Regions from separate parts of the Homo sapiens genome. Here all the other regions are linked to region 2. The links are chromatin contacts, found by Hi-C or POLR2A ChIA-PET in ENCODE. All regions are on one chromosome and are shown on one strand. The core of a region is the stretch at or near the end of the contact, and the rest is flanking DNA. Distances in the headings are between cores, read along the strand shown.

Evidence for each region. Hi-C counts contacts between places; a loop is a spot of excess contacts on that map. ChIA-PET counts read pairs that join two places held with the same protein, here RNA polymerase II (POLR2A). Pooled maps may share reads with other maps.
Region 1: a loop to region 2 is called in a map of B cell, with 22 times the contacts of the local background. The contact joins the promoter of HADHA here to the promoter of KIF3C in region 2. A Hi-C loop is called at or near these places in 7 of 168 maps with a recorded cell type or tissue (B cell, CD4-positive, alpha-beta memory T cell, CD8-positive, alpha-beta T cell and 3 more), 1 of 37 single-sample maps with no recorded cell type and 17 of 50 pooled maps. POLR2A ChIA-PET finds 5 or more read pairs at or near these places in 7 of 52 experiments (A673, B cell, H1 and 4 more).
Region 3: a loop to region 2 is called in a pooled map, with 2.3 times the contacts of the local background. The contact joins the enhancer-like site here to the promoter of KIF3C in region 2. A Hi-C loop is called at or near these places in 2 of 50 pooled maps. POLR2A ChIA-PET finds 5 or more read pairs at or near these places in 4 of 52 experiments (HEK293T, WTC11, endothelial cell of umbilical vein and 1 more).

What each region holds. Positions count from the first base shown.
Region 1 is chr2:26,242,805-26,246,056 of GRCh38, forward strand. It overlaps HADHA (hydroxyacyl-CoA dehydrogenase trifunctional multienzyme complex subunit alpha), which reads right to left and starts at 1,828. Exons shown (of 20, transcript NM_000182.5): 1 at 1,726-1,828. The coding sequence starts at 1,792. It overlaps HADHB (hydroxyacyl-CoA dehydrogenase trifunctional multienzyme complex subunit beta), which reads left to right and starts at 2,135. Exons shown (of 16, transcript NM_000183.3): 1 at 2,135-2,186. RefSeq lists enhancers at 1-184, 1,670-2,350, 2,205-2,304, 3,163-3,252.
Region 2 is chr2:25,980,808-25,984,108 of GRCh38, forward strand. It overlaps KIF3C (kinesin family member 3C), which reads right to left and starts at 1,690. Exons shown (of 8, transcript NM_002254.8): 1 at 1-1,690. The coding sequence starts at 1,110. RefSeq lists enhancers at 461-969, 970-1,479 and silencers at 1,469-1,628, 1,769-1,938.
Region 3 is chr2:26,267,338-26,270,752 of GRCh38, forward strand. It overlaps HADHB (hydroxyacyl-CoA dehydrogenase trifunctional multienzyme complex subunit beta), which reads left to right. Exons shown (of 16, transcript NM_000183.3): 5 at 2,616-2,660. Among named protein-coding and RNA genes, the nearest start is that of HADHB, 24 kb to the left of the region's middle. Within about 2 kb of position 1,839, at least 3 of the 41 ENCODE cell types and tissues checked have a DNase peak (open chromatin) inside an H3K27ac peak, as active enhancers do.

The sequences.
Region 1 (3,252 bases), core at 578-3,077, 260 kb after region 2:
GCTGTGGCGCGATCTCGGCTCACTGCAAGCTCCGCCTCCCGGGCTCACGCCATTCTCCTGCCTCAGCCTCCCGAGTAGCTGGGACTACAGGCGCCCACCAACACGTCCGGCTAATTTCTTGTATTTTTAGTAGAGACGGGGTTTCACCGTGTTAGCCAGGATGGTCTCGATCTCCCGACCTCGTGATCCGCCCGCCTGGGCCTCCCAAAGTGCTGGGATTACAGGCGTGAGCCACCGCACCCGGCCCAAACAATGTTTATTAATTGCTCTGTCATGCTACTTCTCATGCAAAGGAAATCCATCATCTCAATCATTCATTTTGCAGATGAGGAAAATAAAGCCCATTTAGTTTAAGGCATTTGTCCAAAGTAACACAGCTAGTGACTAGAACCACGTGCCCTGGCTACCACTTCCGAGTGACATCAGCTGCCGATCCATAAGAAATACCTTCAAACCAATGCAGGGGTAAGATAAAAATTACACGTTACTTTTCAAAAGTGTTGTGAAAATAGGGGAAAAAAACCACCAAACCTGTAAGGAAACATAACCGAAGGCTAACCGTAGGTAAGCATATGAGTAGTAAGACAATGGGTGATTCGTTTTTTTTTCATCTCTTTCCTCAATCCTTACAGCATTTCAATGTTCTATAATGTGCTTATGTTATAATTGGCAAATACATGCTACAGTTTTGTGGAGACTAAAAACAGCTGTTGAAAAAAGGGAGCAGAAAAATATTCAATCATTAAAAAAATCCCCTTACAGTAAGGGATTTCAGCTACTTGTCTAAAAAAAGCATACTACTTCAGCGGTTCCGGAAGAGGGAAGAGAGGTAATTCATATTACAAATTAAATTAAAAGTTAAAATTTCTAGTTAAGTAACTTATTAAGCACAACATGCAATAAAACGTTGTCCACTTTTGACTTTACAGATTTGGGATGGAAAGAAAATGCAACGTTTCCTACAACCACCCACTTTAACCCTTTCACTGCCAGTTTGAAAAGGAAAAACACTAGCTAATACAGGCTGACTGGGAATCATCAGATTACAAATCGTTCTCAGAACGATCTAACATTTTATTGCTTAAGGTAGAGGTATTAGCGTATTTTTAAAGTGTGTCTTCCAGTAAGTTGCAGAACTTCCCGCTGAAATTCAAAATACTATACGTTCACACTGACATTACTGAAACTGCAAGAGTTGAGCTCCCTACTTGATTGGGGTAGTAAGCACAAAAATGGTTTTGAGGGAACGGAGCAGGGAGGGGCAGTGATCTGCAAGGCTGATTAATCCCATACAAGACAGCGCTTGTTGCGGGGTAAGGTGCTGTTTTTAAGACAGCTCTTGTTGCGGGGCAAGGTGCTGTGGAGCCACAAAGATGCGACAGAATGGATCCCGATTCTCCTGGAACTCCGGATCAAGAAAATATGAGGGGCGTGAGCCCAGAAGTGCGACGCAAGAGACCCGCGGAAAGGTGACAGAACGAGTGGCACCAGACTCAGAAAGTTGGGGAGTTAGGAAGCCTGAAATCGCCGCAGGAGTCGTGAGAGGGGAAGTGACAGTCTCTTCAGAAGGTCACGGGAAACCGGGTCCCAGGGCAGTATCCCCACAGAGGGCTGCGTCTCCGGGCTGGGGCAGGCGGCAGCGAAAGGGAGACGCGGCTCCGGGGCCACCCCAGTCCCGGCAGGAGTTCTGCCCGGAGGTCTGGGATGCCCTCGGCCAGGCCTCACCTCGGGAGCGGAGGATCCTGAAGGCAGAAAAGCGGCTGAGGATGCCAATCGCCCGGCAGGCCACCATCTTGAGCTGAAGAGGACAGCAGTGGAGAGCGCCTCTAACGGGTGCGGCCGAGCGGAGGACTTTTCTCCCGTAGCCTGGCAGCCAGGCGCCTGGAGCACTGCCTGACTAAAACCCAGATGCCGAGTGGCCGCCGGCCCCTTAGCCCTGCCCCTCGCTCCTGGCTAACATGGCCGAAAGGTCGTATTCTCCGGGGGAGGACGGGGGCCCGGAGAGGAGGGGGTGGAGTGCCTGGTTTTCCAGTCAGGCGGCCGGAGGGCAGCCCTCAAGAACGGCCCTGACCGCCCGCGGGGTGAGGGGCCCTTTCTGGGCAGGACCCGCCCCTTGGTCCCGCAGAGCCTTGGTACTTGGACCTGAACCTTGCTCCGAGAGGGAGTCCTCGCGGACGTCAGCCAAGGTGAGACGGCGAGCCCTCAGCTCTCCGCCCGGGCTTTCCCAAAGGCGAGATTCCACTTCCTTCCCCGCAACTGTCGCCGGTGCCCCCGGCCCCCTCCCCTCCCTGGGAAAGTGGGAGTTGAGGGAGCGGAAGGAAACTCCTCGGACAAGGTCGGCAGTGCTAGCTGCAGTTAGGACAGTGACTTGGACTAGCGTTCCAGCTGAAGTTCGGGACAGTAGTGTCACCTGCGCCCTAATTTATCATCACAAGTTAACGAAGTCTGGGGGTGTGGGGGTGTGTGTGTGTGTGTGGGTGTGTGTGGGCGTGTGTGGGCGTCGGCCTTAATGTAACCCTGGTCTGCGTAGAAGTGTGTGTTGTTTCGCCTGCTTCCCCTGTACCCAGGTCGGCGGCTATAGAGATTGTGGACGGCGCCATGGGTTTGCCCGATTTCTGCTGTAAAGAATAAGACTAGGTCAGGTGACCTTTCGGGGCTTGAGTGTGGGAGGAACGGAGACAATCCTCCATCCGGCTCCGTTATCCAGATAATCCTGCGCTCTCGGGGGTTTTCCGATCTGGATGATTATCTATCTGGTCGTTCACACCTCAGCTCACTTAAGCGGTGAAGAAACTGCCTACGAATCAGAGAGAGTGATTTTACCCATGGCCATATGTAGTAGAAATAAGACTGGAGCCTAAGTCTACTAACTCCTAGTGAAGAGTTCTTCATTGCATGGTAGCTGTTTTTGTGCTGGAATGATGGGCTGGAGTCCTGGAATAAAGTGATTGATTTCAAAAGGAAGTCACATTGAGAGCCTGCTGTGCTCTGGTCACCTTCATACCTTTTTGTTTAGTCCTCACATTCCCCAAATTATTATCATTTGCATTTTCTAGATGAAGTTTGGGAAGCTCAGAATATATACATTTTCTAGTCTGTGACAGACCTAGCATTCAGACATAAGTCTGAGTCTCACTACTCGCCAGACTGACAGCTCTGCAGGACAGGAAACAAGGGGCATCGAAGTTAAGACTGAAATGAGTATAGAGACAGAGTAGAGAGGTTTCTGTTTAAAGCTCAAGTTGCATAGTG
Region 2 (3,301 bases), core at 440-2,939:
CCGGGGCTTGTTCTTGATGTTCTTGGCTCGGTTGGCAAAGCGCAAGGTGGAGAGGCTCTCATCGTAGCTGTGAGAAGCTGGCCCCAGTGTGGCTACCATGATGGTCTTGGCATTCCCCCCCAGGGAGTCCTGGAGCAGCCGGGTCAGCTTGGAGTCCCGGTAGGGAATGTGGGTGCTCCTGTTGCCCGCCAGGGCAGCAATCACGTTGCCCAGGGCAGATAATGAGAGGTTGATTTTGGAGGCTTCCTTAGGCCTCTCTCCACCAGCACCACCACCACTGCCTCCACCGCCACCACCGCCACCCGAGGATGGTGTGGCTGCCCCTCCCGCTGTGTTGGGGCCTGCCTTGTTCTGCCTCTCGCTGCCAGCCAGGTCCACGAGGTTGAGCTTGCCCACTCGGATGTGGTCCTGGCCATCAGAGCCACGTTCGCTGCACTCCACAGTGATGATGAAGATGGCATGGGAGCGGGAGCTGACCTCATTCATGTGGGTGCTGCCCACAGCCCGGGTCTGGTTCCCCAGGTTCATCACATGCTCAATCTCCTTGACATTCTTGGTGACGAAGGAGGAGAGGTCCTTGATGTAGACGCCAGTCTCGGGGTTCTCTTTCAGCTCTAGCCTCTTGCCCGGCTCCTTGGAGAGCAGGTCTCGAATCTCTTCCTGGTAGATCTCCAAATAGGAGGCCCGGACCAGGTACTGTTGGTTCTGGGAGCGGGAGATGTGGGTGAAGATGTGCTCAAAGGCATTCGGGATGACCCCGCGCAGCTCGGGCTCCACCCAGGTCCCCTGCATGGTATAGGTCTTGCCAGTGCCCGTCTGGCCATAGGCAAACACCGTGCCATTGAAACCCTGGAGCACGGAGTCTATCAGGGGCCTCACGGTTTCGTCATACAGGTCGGCCTGCTTGGAGCTGGCATCATACACGGCGTCAAAGGTGAAGGTCTTGGGCAGCTCCCCCGGGGCGGCGCGGGGGTTCCGCAGGGTCACCTGGCCCAGTTTCACGTCCATGGTCAGGATCTGCTCGTGACCAGCAGCCTCCTCCTTCCTGCTGAGGGGGCGGCACCGGGCCACCACCTTGAGGGCCTCGCTGGCCTTGGTCTTACTGGCCATCTTGCTGCTCTGACCTTCCTGCCCCCGAGCCCCTCCGCAGCCTGGGCGGTCCTGCTATCCTGCTCGCTAGGTCGGGATCAGCGGGGCCGGCCCAGCCCCCAGGCGCAGCTCTTCAATCCGCATGCAGCCTCCTAGGGTGGGGACGCTGGGAGGTGGCCCCAACGCTGCTGCAGTCCGGGCCTCCACCGCTCTCCGGTCCTCTCTGCACCGGCTGGGAGGTGAATTAGGCAGAATCCCCCAGTCGCCGCGGGAGCAGCGCCTGCCGAGCAGCCGTGCCCGGAGCCCGCCCCATGCAGGAGCAGAGGGAGCGCTGCCGTAAACAGCTTCGGCAACAATGAGATAAAGGAAGAGGAAAATGGGATGGGGGTGGGCGGCGAGCTGTCTTCTCCTCCTTCCTCTAGGGATCCATAGCGTGGGCTGCCGGTCGTGGGCGGCCGGGGGTCCCGGGCCTCCCGAGGGCAGAGGCTCACCTGGAGTCCTCCCCCCAAGCTGGGGGATCATTCATTGCAGCCAGCGCGGCTGCTGCTGCCTCTGCCTCCGCCTTCCCCGCCGCCGCCACTGGAGAATGAGAGAGAAAAACAGAAGGGGATGGGGCGGAGCAGCGGCAGCGAGAGTGATGTTGCCGCCGCGCTGCGGCCCCAGCTAAGCCTCCCGACTGGGGTGGGGCAGGGGGCGGGGCCGCGGGGCGGGAGGCGCGAGCCCGGAGCGGCCCGGGTGCGGGGGACAGGGGCGCATCGCCGTCTCTGCACCCCCGCCGACCGCTCCGGGATGACAGGCTCCGGTGCCGACCCAGGTCCTGCGCCCACCAGTCGGGTGCAGCGCAGCCACCGCCCGCCGTCACCCCACCGAGCCCGAGCATGCCGGGAATTGTAGTCCTGCCTTTGTTAACCGGGTTCTGGCAGGTTGCTAATGCCTTTCCCGGTCCCCCAGTCCGGGAGGCGCCTCCCTCATCCGCATGCCACCCCTTGAGTGACTGCTGAGCTTGCACCACCTATGCCTGGTCCCTCCGAGCCACCATCCTCGGACACCCCCCTGCTCCTGCCTTTCTGCCTGCAAATGGGTGCGCGTCACCCCTCCCCGTCAGGGTGTCGCCAGGCCTCCGGGAACCGAACTCCTAAATGTTCCTTGACTCTGTCCTTTCCTCCCCCTGTCCCGGTCTACTTCTGGCCTTCCTCTTCTCTCTGCTGGAGCCCACCTTCCAGCTGATTCTCTCGCACCTTATGTCCGCACAAGCACCCGGGAGCCCCCTCGCTCCTCCTCCACCGCCTTCCTTGTGTGAAAGCCTCTCCATCTTCCGCCTTCGCAGCCTCACCGCCACTACTCCTCTATAGAAAAATCTGTGTTCCAGACAGCCATTTCTTCAGTTATCCAGCGCCTGCTGAGCCCCAGGCCCCATTCTAGGATCTGGGTCCTTCCTGTCCTCAAGCAGTGCACATTCCCGGAACCGTGTTTTGTTTCTTTAACTGGCTTTGCTGTGCAGCATCTTTGTGCTTTTGCCCAGAGGCCTGGTCACCCTTCGGCACTTAGTGCCCTGCCACTTGGGCAGTTCAAGCACCTCCTCCTCCACGAAGCCTTCCCTTAGCAATTTTTTTTTTTCTATAGTGAAAGAGGCACAGAATTTACCTAAGACAAAACCTGGATTGAAGTTCCAGTTCTGATGGCCATCCAATGGAGTGGCTTTGAGCAGTCACTCCCCTTGCTCCAGCCTTAGTTTCCTCATTTATTTTTTTAAAAATTCGAGGCGGGAAAGAAATAATTAACAACTACTTCATGGAATGGTTGGGAGGCTCAAATGAAATAATGAATCATGAAGTACTGTACCATGAGAAGTCCTGCCCTGGCTTGGATTGCCTGACAGCTCCTGCTTCCTTGAGTATCCTGGATAGACCATGTCTGTGCTTGGTGTTCCTCTATGGGAGTCTTAATCTTTTTTTTTTTTCCTGTAGGATACAAATAAAGTGTAATTCCACAAGGCCAAGGACCAAGCCAGAGTCCTATCCATGGTCCACTCTGCAGAGGGCAGTTGAGTCTGTGGACTGAGCCCAAGCTGTCTGTCTTTACTCTCCATATGAGAACCAGATTGAGAGGTGCTGTTATCTGAAACCTGGAGACCCTTCTTCACAGAGGCACCAGAAGAGTCTTTCCACAAAACATTTCCAAGCATGTTATCCTCTAGAGGACCCAATTGTTT
Region 3 (3,415 bases), core at 589-3,088, 290 kb after region 2:
TAAAAAAAAGAGGGGTTCAGGGGGTCATGTCAAAAAGACACAGGTCTGACCTGCAGGAGCTACCGGTCACCAAAACTGCAATGATTTGAGCAATAAAATAAATTGCAATAGTATTGGAACATAACCCAAAGAATAAAACAAATGCCTACGAGTCTAATCTGATATAAATAAGTGAATAAATAAATACACATTGGGAGGCCAAGGTGAATGGATCGCTTGAGGTCAGGAGTTCGAGACCAGCCTGGCCAACATGGTGAAACCCCTTCTCTACTAAAAATACAAAAATTAGCTGGATTTGGTGGCAGGCGCCTATAATCCCAGCTACTCAGGAGGCTGAGGCAGGAGAATCGATTGAACCCGGGAGGCAGAGGTTGCGGTGAGCCGACATCGTGCCACTGCACTCCAGCCTGGGCAACAGAGTGAGACTCTGTCTCAAAAAAAAAAAAAAAAAAGAGTAAATAAATGAGAAAGAATGAACAAGTCTTCCTTACAGAAGAATTTTGATTAATAAATATAGGAGGACTGTGTACAGTGGTTCACACATGTAATCCCAGCACTTTGGGAGGCTGAGGTAGGAGGATTGCTTGAGGCCAGGAGTTCGAGACCGGCATGGACAAAGTGAGACTCCATCTCTGCAAAAACTAAAAATGAAAAATTAGCTGGGTGTGGTAGCAGACACCGGTAGTCCTACCTACAAGGGAGGCCGAAGTGGGAAGATTGCTTGAGCCCATGAGTTTGAGGCTGCAGTGACCTGTGATTGCACCACTGCATTCCAGTCTGAGTGACAGAGTGAGACCCTATCTCAAAAAATAAAAATAAATAAAGAATGAGAAAAATAACCATTAGAATACCACATAATACTTGCTGCGAGATCTACAAATGAATGCTAAAATTAGGTGAAATGCTAAGAAGAAACAGAATATTTGCATAGTCTCAGAGAATCTCCCCCAAAATATTTATCAATTACTATGATGATTTCGACATACGTCCGCAAAGTCTGTGTTATTCCTGCCACTGGAAGGTGGAACTTAATTCTCCCCTCAGAATGTGGGCTAGACTTAGTGACTCACTTCTAACAAATTGAGATAAGAAAGGAAAAAATAGTAACTTTATAGTGGAGTAAACTGGCAGACATCACTTGACCCAAATCATCACTTTAACATCACTGGTAGTAAGTCATGTTGATATCATGTGCCCCCTGATACGAAGCTAAGAGAAATACAGTTTACCTCTGTGATATTCTTCCCCTAAATCCATAACCCCAGTCTTCAAAAGTGTCAAGGTCATGAAAGACAAGGAAGACTGAGAAACTGTCACAAATTGGAGGAGACTGAGGAGGCATGACAACTAAATGCAACATGGTATCTTGGATTGAATCTTGGAACAGAAAAAGGACATTAGTGGAACAACTGGTGAGACTCAGATAGGTAGTAGCTTAGTGAATAGTATTGTGCCAATGTTCATTTCTTAGTTTTAATAAGTATATCATGGTTATGTAAGATGTCAGTATTAGAAAAAGCAGGGGAAGGCTGGGCGCGGTGACTCACGTCTGTAATCCCAGCACTTTGGGAGGCCAAGGCGGGCAAATCACCTGAGGTCAGGAGTTCAGGACCAGCGTGGCCAACATGGTGAAATCCCATCTCTACTAAAAATACAAAAAAATCAGCTGGGCGTGGTGGTGGGTGCCCGTAATCCCAGCTATTCGGGAAGCTGAGGCAGGAGAATTGCTTGAACCCTGGAGGTGGAGGTTGCAGTGAGCTGAGATTGCGCCATTGCACTTCAGCCTGGGCAACAAGAGCGAACCTCCGTCTTAAAAAAAAAAAAAAAACAGCAGGGGGAAAGAGGAACTCTGCTCTCTTTTTCCAATTCTTATTTATGTATTTACACAGGGTCTTGCTCTGCTGCCCAGACTGGAGTGCAGTGGTGTGATCCTAGCAGCCTCAAATTCATGGCCTTAAGCAGTCTTCTCACCTCAGCCTCCCAAGTAGCTAGGACTACAGATCCATGCCACCACGCCTGGCTAATTTTTAATATTTTTTGTAAGAGACAAGGTCTTGCTTGCTCTGTTACCCAGGCTGGTCTTGAACTCCTGGCCTCAAGTAGTCATATCACCTCAGCCTCCCAAAATGTTGGGATTCTAGGTGTGAGCCACCATGCTTGGCCTCTTTCCAATTCTTTGGTAAATCTCAAGTTACTTAAAAGCAAAAAGTTTCTTCAAAAGTCCTAATACATCACCTGTAGCCCTGTAGGCATTACAAAATAAATAAATAATATACTTTTAAAATAAAATGTTTAAAGGAAAAGAGACCTCAAAGGTGGGGCTTCACTTTAAAGAAAATTTAGCATATGTTATACTGAACATTAAGGTGTTGGACAACATTTTTGTTCGATTCTTAGCAAGCTCAGGAGGAGTTAAGGCTTGCTAGACTTTTAAGGATGACAAATAGCGAAGTCACACTATTTCTTCATTTGAAATGATGGACTGCCTTGGATAGTAAAGTTAAGTGTGTTTGTAGCAGCATGTGTTTGATGATCTCTGGGTATTTCAAATAGAATGAAAATTTTTCATTGAAGCTCTAGGGTTTTGGTTTAAATTACTGGTTTTCGTTCCCCAGATATAAAGACCTGATGCCACATGATTTGGCTAGAGCAGCGCTTACGTAAGTAAATGCAGTTTCATTTCCGTTCTTATTTCATTAAAGGCACTTTCTCCAGTTTTTACACATAAAATAGCAATTTGTTCTTATTTTAGCCATCTGTACTATACAAATTTAAGCAGCTTATGAATATTGTCAATCTTTATTTTGCAGGCCTAACAGTGTCTTAGCCTGACAGTATACTTTAATGCTACCTTAGCTAGCCACAGGACTCGATTGATCAGCCTAAACACAATACATATATTTGATGATTGCCTTAGGAACTTGTATAAGGGTAGCTGAACAGATTATGTAGATATTTACCTAGAAAGAAGCCTAAAAGACACCTGAAGATTCATGTGCAAACCAAGTAAAAATGTAAAATTAGATGTAGTTAAATAAGATTAGGCTGGATGAATAATTTGGTTGAGAATCATTAAATGTGTTGCTGTTTCATAACATGTAAGGCATTATCTCTTCATTTTCCACTGACACTTTGCCTTTGTGTCTTCAACCAGCCACAGTTCTTTCTTAGTTTGGAGAAACCCTTCAGTTGACCTTTCTGTCCATTCTAACTCTATGTTTGTTTTTTTTTTCTTCCTGCAATACCTCAAGCATGAGTGAAAGAGCAGTTGTTTCTGTTTCCTTATTATTAGTTTCCTCTGTCTAATTGTATAATCATTATTTCCATTTTCCCTTTGTTTTACAGAAACCATACTTTAGAATCTTCTCTTAATAATGGTTTTATGATTGCTCAATGTACTGATCCTTTCTCAGTC